Regions from separate parts of the Homo sapiens genome. Here region 1 is linked to region 2. Evidence: read pairs that join two places in POLR2A ChIA-PET (ENCODE). Cell type or tissue: PC-3. All regions are shown on one strand.

Region 1 (4,000 bases), 210 kb after region 2:
TAAGGTTAGGAGAATAACTCTTCCTATAGAAATAGAATGTCAAGGTCAGGTGTGGTGGTGCATGCCTGTAGTCCCAACTACTCGGGAGGCTAAAGCAGAAAGATTGCTTGGGCTCAAGAGTTCAAGACCATCCTTGGCAGTATAGTGAGACCTCATCTCTAAAAAAATAAAAAAATAGAAAGTTGCCAGTGGGGCCAAGCGCAGTGGCTCATGCCTGTAATCCCAGCACTTTTGGAGGCCAAGGCGGGCAGATCACGAGGTCAGGAGTTCGAGACCAGCCTGACCAACATGGTGAAACCTGTCTCTACTAAAACTACAAAAATTAGCTGGCGTGTGCCTGTAATCCCAGCTACTCAGGAGGATGAGGCGGGAGAATCAATTGAACCCAGGAGGTGGAGGTTGCAGTGAGCTGAGATCACATCATTGCACTTCAGCCTGGGCAACAGAGCAAGACACTGTCTCCAAAAAAAAAAAAAAATAGCCAGTGTACTGAAAAAGTTTATTTATAGAGCTTAGCTAGGCCAGGCACAGTGGCTCATGCCTGTAATCCCAGCATTTTGGTAGGCTGAGGCGGGTGGATCACTTGAGTCCAGGAGTTTGAGACCAGCCTGGGCAACATGGCGAAACCCCATCTCTGCTAAAAATATAAAAAATTAGCCGGGCGTGATGGCATGTACCTGTAGTCCCAACTACTCAGGAGGCTAAGGTAGGAAAATCACCTGAGCCTGGGGAGGTTGAGGCTGCAGTGAGCCGTGATCGCGCAACTGCACTTCAGCCTGGGTGACAGAGCAAGGCCTTGTCTCAAAAAATAAAAATTAAAATAAAAAAAGAGCTTAGCTAATAATTCTTGGCATTATACCGACAGACATTATACTTTTCCACACCTCAGTTTTTCTGGTTATAGAAAGATAAATCTCCATTTTGTCCTTATTAAGTCAGAGAATATATAAAACATGTAGTTATTTATTTGTTTAAATCCTCTGGGACTTTACAAAGAAAATAAAACTGATAGTGAAAATTTCTCTTTTTTTTTTTTTTTGAGAAAGGGTCTTGCTCTGTTGCCCAGGCTAGAGTGCAGTGGCACAATCTTGGCTTACCGCAAACTCCGCCTCCCTGGCTCAAGCAACCCTCCTACCTCAGCCTGCCGAGTAGCTGAGACCACAGGCGAAATTCTCAGATTATTGCATATTTTGGTTAAAAACAGCTTTATAATCTATATTAGTTTTTCATTTACTTCATTTATCATATTCTTTTTTAAAAAAATTTTTCTTGTTTCTTTTCTGTGCCTATGCTTACCCACATATTGATTCTTTTTATATACCCAGGTGCTATACTTGTATTTTTACCAGGACTAGCAGAAATCAAAATGCTTTATGAACAGCTACAGTCTAATTCTCTTTTCAACAACAGACGTAGTAATCGGTAAGCTAATTGCTTTCTATATTCTTAATCATCCATTGCAGTTACCTCTAAAGATATCATCACCCTCTTTAGACCCTGGAAGAGCACCAGTCTTCGAGCATACATTTGTTTATGCCAGCTGGAAATGAGCAAACCTATTTGCTGCAGGAAATCAGTTATTCCCTTTTTATTAAAGAAAAATATTGGCCAGGCTCAGTGGCTCATGCCTGTAATCCCAGCTCTTTGGGAGGCCGAGGCGGGCGGATCACCTGAGGTCAGGAGTTGGAGACCAGCCTGACCAACGTGGAGAAACCTCATCTCTACTAAAAATACAAAATTAGCTGGGTGTGGTGGCCGGCACCTATAAACCCAGCTACTCAAGAGGCTGAGGCAGGAGAATAGCTTGAACCCGGGAGGCAGAGGTTTTGGTGAGCTGAGATCACACCATTGCGCTCCAGCCCGGGCAACAAGAGTGAAACTCCGTTTCAAAAAAATTCTCTTCACTTAGCATAGTGACTCAGCAAATTTGCATGTAATTTTAGATGTCAGAGCCCCAGATAGTGGGGGAAGGTGGGGGAAAGGCAGCATTAGTAACAACAAAGAAGTCCTACCATTATGAGAGAAAATCATCTTCAATAGTTCCTATTCCAGGAGCAAGACACACTGGGTGTGTCTTCATTTTTAAGGGGAAAACTATTTGACAAACGAACACTCCCTTAAAATGTAAGAATGAAGTTTCTGAGGTTACATCATTGTCATTGCCTGTCTTCTCTGTGTGTGTGTATGTATGTGTGTGTGTGTGTATGTGTATATATATGTATGTGTGTATATATATATATATATATATATATATATTTTTTTTTTTTTTTTTTTTTGAGACAGAGTCTCGCTCTGTGGCCCAGGCTGGAGTGCAGTGGCGTGATCTCGGCTCACTGCAACCTCCGCCTCCCAGGTTCAAGTGATTCTTCTGCCTCAGCCTCACAAGTAGCTGGGGTTACAGGCTCATCTTGTATTTAAAGGAAGAATAATTCTTTGCTGGTTAGTTTGCACTAGGCTTGTTGGTTGTAGAATATCAATTATTTATTCCTCTTCATTATTTACTACTGAATTACACTCCAACATTTTTCCCAAGTTGGTATGAGGTTTTTGGTTCCTAGAACTAAGTAAATATTTTGTAAAAATCAGAAAGGACTTTACCTTTTATTTTATTTTATTTTATTTTATTTTTCGAGACGGAGTCTCACTATTGTCGCCCAAGCTGAAGTGCAATGGCAGGATGTCAGCTCACTGCAACCTCTGCATCCTGGGCTCAAGTGATTCACCTGCCTCAGCTTCCCGAGTAACTGGGATTACAGGTGCCCACCAACACACCTGGTTAATTTTTGTATTTTTAGTAGAGACGAGGTTTCACCATGTTGGCTAGGCTGATCTCAAACTCCTGACCTCGGGTGATCCGCCTGCCTCAGCCTTCCAAAGTGCTGGGATTACAGGTGTGAGCCACCGTACCCGGCCAAGACTTTACTATGTAGAAGAGCTGAGCTCTGAGGACAGGTTGTGGAGAAGTTGCTAATACCTGAAGTCATATTGTTGGTTTTAGTAGAAATTCACCTACTGTAATCTAGTTTCGGTGCTAGGTGCTAGAATACTTCATGTGCTTTTATTTCCTTCCAGATGTGTTATTCACCCACTTCATTCATCTTTATCCAGTGAAGAGCAGCAGGCTGTGTTTGTAAAACCTCCTGCAGGAGTAACTAAGATTATAATTTCCACCAACATTGCTGAGACATCCATAACCATCGATGATGTTGTCTATGTTATCGATTCTGGGAAAATGAAAGAAAAGAGGTATTCCGTCTTGTGGTGATGTAAGAGAGGGGCTAAAAATGCTTCATTTAGGGAGACACCGTTGTTAGTGGCTAATGCTATTAAGCTACACGGATTACTGTATGAAAAAATACTTTGTGAAAACTGTACGTGGATGTGTGAATGATTGTGTAGCCAGGACCATGGACCTTAACATCAAATGGGGATGAAAAGTAATGAATTGCTTTTTCTCTCTTTTTGTCATGTGATTTTATATGTGCTTGTATGAAAAGGGGTTGAATAAAGAAACTGTGTAGTTTGGGAAACTCTGCACTTGATGCCACTTAAATCAGCACTAGCTGCTCCTACCAGGGGCTCAACTATCCCAGAATATACAGGGCACTGTGTCCCTCTACAGGAGGAAGCTGGTTCATCTATTCTGTCCATAGCAAGCAGTCTTGGCCATGTTTTTATAAAATGACTCAATTTATATTTTCTTTTTCTTTATAGATATGATGCCAGCAAAGGGATGGAAAGTCTAGAGGACACCTTTGTATCTCAAGCTAATGCTCTACAAAGGAAAGGCCGAGCAGGCCGTGTTGCATCTGGGGTCTGCTTCCATTTATTCACTAGCCATCACTACAATCACCAGCTTTTAAAACAACAGCTACCAGAAATACAAAGAGTGCCATTGGAACAGCTGTGTCTAAGGTGACATCTGGTTTTTTGTGTTTTGCTTCCAAAAGGTCTAAATGTTTCTCACTCTATTAAGTTCCATGTTTTCCTTTTACTTCTA
Region 2 (4,000 bases):
AAGTTGATGTAATATTCTAAGTCCTTTGTTGTCATAAAAATGTTCATAGTATTTTCACCAGGAGTAGGTTCCATCTCAAGAAACGACTTTTTTTTTTTTTTTTGAGACGGAGTCTCATTTTGTTGCCAGGCTGGAGTGCAGTGGTGTGATCTCGGCTCACTGCAACCTCTGCCTCCCAGGTTCTAGCGATTCTCCTGCCTCAGCCTCCCGAGTAGCTAGGACTACAGGTGTGTGCCACCATGCCCAGCTAATTTTTGTATTTTTAGTAGAGAGAGGGTTTCACCATGTTGGCCAGGATGGTCTCGATCTCTTGATCTCGTGATCTGCCTGCCTTGGCCTCCCAAAGTGCTGGGATTACAGGCGTGAGCCACCGCGCCCAGCCAAGAAACCACTTTCTTTGCTCATCCATAAGAAGCAAATTCTCCATTCAAGTTTTATCATAAACTTGCAGCAATTCAAGTCACATCATCAGGCTCCACTTCTAATCCTATTTCTCTTTCTATTTCCACCACATCTGCAGTTACTTCCTCCAACTAAAGTCTTGAACTTTTCAAAGCCATCCCTGAGAGTTGGAATCAACTTCTTCCAAACTCCTGTTAATGTGGATATTTTGACCTTTCCCATAAATAACAAATGTTCTTACTGGCATCTAGAATGGTGAATCCTTTCCAGAGGGTTTTCAGTTGATTTTATCCAGCTGCAGCAGAGGAATCACTATCTATGTCAGTTACAGCCTTACAGAACATATTTGTGAAATAATAAAACTTGAAGGTCAAAATTATTCCTTGATCCATGGGCTGCAGAATGGATGTTGTGTTAAGAGACTTGAAAACAACATTAATCTCCTTGTATATCTCCATCAGAGCTCTTAGGTGTCTAGGTGCAATGTCAATATTTTGAAAGAAATTTTTTTTTTTCTGAGCTGTTGGTCTCAATAGTGGGCTTAAAGTATTCAGTAAACCATGTTGTAAACAGTTGTACTATCATCCAGGCTTTGCTGTTGCATTTATAGGGCACACCCAGAGTAGATTTAGCACAATCCTTAAGGGCCCTAGGATTTTCAGAATGGTAAGTGAACACTGGCTCAATAGTAATGGTGAAGAAGTTTGAAATATTTCGACACAGAGACAAAATTAGCACATGCTGTTGGAAAAATGGGGCCAAAAGACTTGCTTCACACAGGGTTGCCACAAATCTTCAACTTGTTAAAAAAAAAAAAGGCAATATATGCAAAGCACAATAAAGTGAAGCACCATAAAGTGAAGTGTACCTGCATACCAAGTGCAAATTACAGAATTTTTTTTTATAATTGTGAAAAACAAGAAACAGTTATCTATCAGTGGAGAATGGATTAGAGAAAACTGATATATTCATACAGTAGAATATTATAGTTTTAAAATAAACTGAAAGGAACTGTATGAATCAAAATAGATGAATCTTGAAAAATTTTTGAGTATAAAAGGCAACTTATAGATGAATGTATACATTATGATATTTGGCATATGATCATTTCTGAATTGGAAGAGACCTAAGCTATAAGCATCTCTTCACATTTTTAGTCTTCTCTTCCGTCCACTGTATTCATGCCTGACTCCATCCTCTTGTTGTTTTTGAAACTTTACTATCAATTTCTGTAAAACGTAATAGACTCCAATTTCTGGTGTTATATTATGATAGCAATTTTTAGTTGAGAAGAAAGTTGAAGGAGTTAAAAATTGGGAAGTCAACTAAGAGCCAGCTCAAGGAATCCAGTATGACTTGGAAGTTTACATGCCATATTGCAAAATGCAACAACCAGAACTCACGTCTTCTGATTTCTGATCTGGTGGTATTACTGTTCAATCATTTCTTAAAAAGCAATCTGAGGCCAGGCGCAGTGGCTCACACCTGTAATCCCAGCACTTTGGGAGGCTGAGGCAGGAGGATCACTTGAGTCCAGCAGATCAAGACCAGCCTGGTCAGGCCGGGCGCGGTGGCTCACACCTGTAATCCTAGCACTTTGGGAGGCCGAGGCGGGCGGATCACGAGGTCAGGAGATAGAGACCATCCTGGCTTACACGGTGAAACCCTGTCTCTACTAAAAATACAAAAAAAAATAGCCGGGCGTGGTGGCGGATGCCTGTAATCCCAGCTACTCGGGAGGCTGAGGCAGGAGAATGGCGTGAACTTGGGAGGCGGAGCTTGCAGTGAGCCGAGATCGCGCCACTGCACTCCAGCCTGGCCGACAGAGGGAGACTCCGTCCCAAAAAGAAAAAACAAAAAACGACCAGGGTGGTCAACATGGCAGAAACCCTGTCCCTACAAAATACACAAAAAATGTAACCAGGCGCGGTGGTGTGCGCCTGTGGTCCCAGATACTCAGGAGACTGAGGTGGGAGGATTGTTTGAGCCCAGGGGGCAGAGGTTGTAGTGAGCCAAGATTGCACTACGGCACTCTAGCCTGGGTGACAGAGTAAGACCAAGATCCTGTTTCAAAAAAAAAGCAATCTGAAAAATAACATTAAGGGTGATTTAATTCATAACAACCTTTCGTTGTTTCATTCCCTTCTGCCTTTTTCTACTATGCTCCTCCACTAGATGTCCTATTCCTCTTGCTAGAATTACCCTTTATGGAAATGAGCTCATGCTAGAATCTAGAGCACCATTTTCATAATAGTTTTATACAAGATAGAAGAGTAGCGACTCTATTTCTCCTGCTAAAATCAAGATACCTACTCTCTTTTTCCCCAGAAATCTTCAAAACCAGTAGATTCTGGTCTTTTTAACTGAGCCATTAGAATTTAGTTTATTGATTGGTGATATTAATGATGGCAAAATTTTGGGCAGTTCGGATTTTGTTTAATTGTTTTGTGAAATTATCACAATGAATTTTAGATGACATGAACTGTTACTTCTGGTTTATAGAATACGAAAGTACATGTCCACCACTGAGAACTATAAAAACATGTCTGGCTTCAGTATTCTAAATGTTTATACCTTACCTAGTTGTACATATCTATATTCTTTGTTGTTGTCAAGTTAAGATTTGTTTTCTAGAACCAAAAGTCTGCCCACTCTTATGGCCATGTTTGTTGATAATACTCTACTGGAAACCTTTAATGAGAGCTGTTATAACATATAAGGATTTTATTATTCATCAGAAAGAACTGATTTACTCTCTTACTTGAGAATATTGGGATCTCTTCTATTAAAATTATAATTAGTAGTCATATAATTTTTGCTTAGAGACTTTCAAAGACATACATAATTGTGCTCGCATAGTCGTGCCCCATAATTAAATCTTTCTGTGTTTGTAATGGTAAATTATTTATGTTTTACCTTCTTTATTTTCTAAGGAACTGGCATTTGATCCATATGAATCGTATGCTCGAGATATTTTGCGACCTGGTTTTCATGATCGTTTCCTTAGTCAGTTATCAAAGCCTGGGGCAGCACTTTATTTGCAGGTATAGTAATTTTTAAATGAAGATGTACAATGTCTGAAAAGTAAACTTAAAAAAAAAATTAAATCACTTTTTTTTCCAGTCAATAGGCGAAGGTTTCAAAGAAGCTGTTCAATATGTTTTACCCAGGCTGCTTCTGGCCCCTGTTTACCACTGTCTCCATTACTTTGAACTTTTGAAGGTAAGAAAACTCTTTATTGTTATTTGTAACATATTCAAGTGTGAATTTTTTTTTTTGCTACTTCATTTGTAAATTATTGTGTGAGTACCCTGCACATTAGTGTGTTTCTGTTTTCTTTTTCCAGTCAAGAAGCAAATGGAAATCAGTCTGCAAAAGAGTAGCATATTTTCTCGTCTTAGTAGTGAATTTTATTTTTGTTGTTTTTTAATTTTTTTGTTTTTTGTTTTTTCTTTTTTTTATTTTTGGTTTTTTAGTGAATGTTAAAGCAATTGTCAGATATTTTTGTCTTGTACCTTTACTTTTTGTTTACATGGCTGATTCTTTGAAAACAACCTTGGATTTATGCATCGCAGTTTCCATTTGGGGACCTCAGCAG

What was found. ChIA-PET counts read pairs that join two places held together with the same protein. Peaks named below come from ENCODE experiments on the same cell type or tissue, not always from the same donor. Only the 100,000 strongest peaks of a DNase experiment are listed, where the experiment ranks them.
Region 1: POLR2A ChIA-PET joins it to region 2 with 9 read pairs; 3 of 35 experiments call an interaction of 5 or more read pairs at or near these places.

The regions. Positions count from the first base shown.
Region 1 is chr2:38,825,762-38,829,761 of GRCh38, reverse strand. DHX57 (DExH-box helicase 57) reads left to right here. Exons shown (of 24, transcript NM_198963.3): 14 at 1,326-1,422; 15 at 3,073-3,246; 16 at 3,715-3,915. Among named protein-coding and RNA genes, the nearest start is that of DHX57, 48 kb to the left of the region's middle. RefSeq lists an enhancer at 1,781-2,075. In PC-3, no CTCF peak of the experiment used is centred here; a DNase peak (open chromatin) is centred at 2,021; H3K27ac peaks cover 838 bases.
Region 2 is chr2:39,034,836-39,038,835 of GRCh38, reverse strand. It overlaps SOS1 (SOS Ras/Rac guanine nucleotide exchange factor 1), which reads left to right. Exons shown (of 23, transcript NM_005633.4): 7 at 3,336-3,446; 8 at 3,526-3,624. Among named protein-coding and RNA genes, the nearest start is that of SOS1, 84 kb to the left of the region's middle. In PC-3, a CTCF peak has its summit at 2,586; no DNase peak of the experiment used is centred here.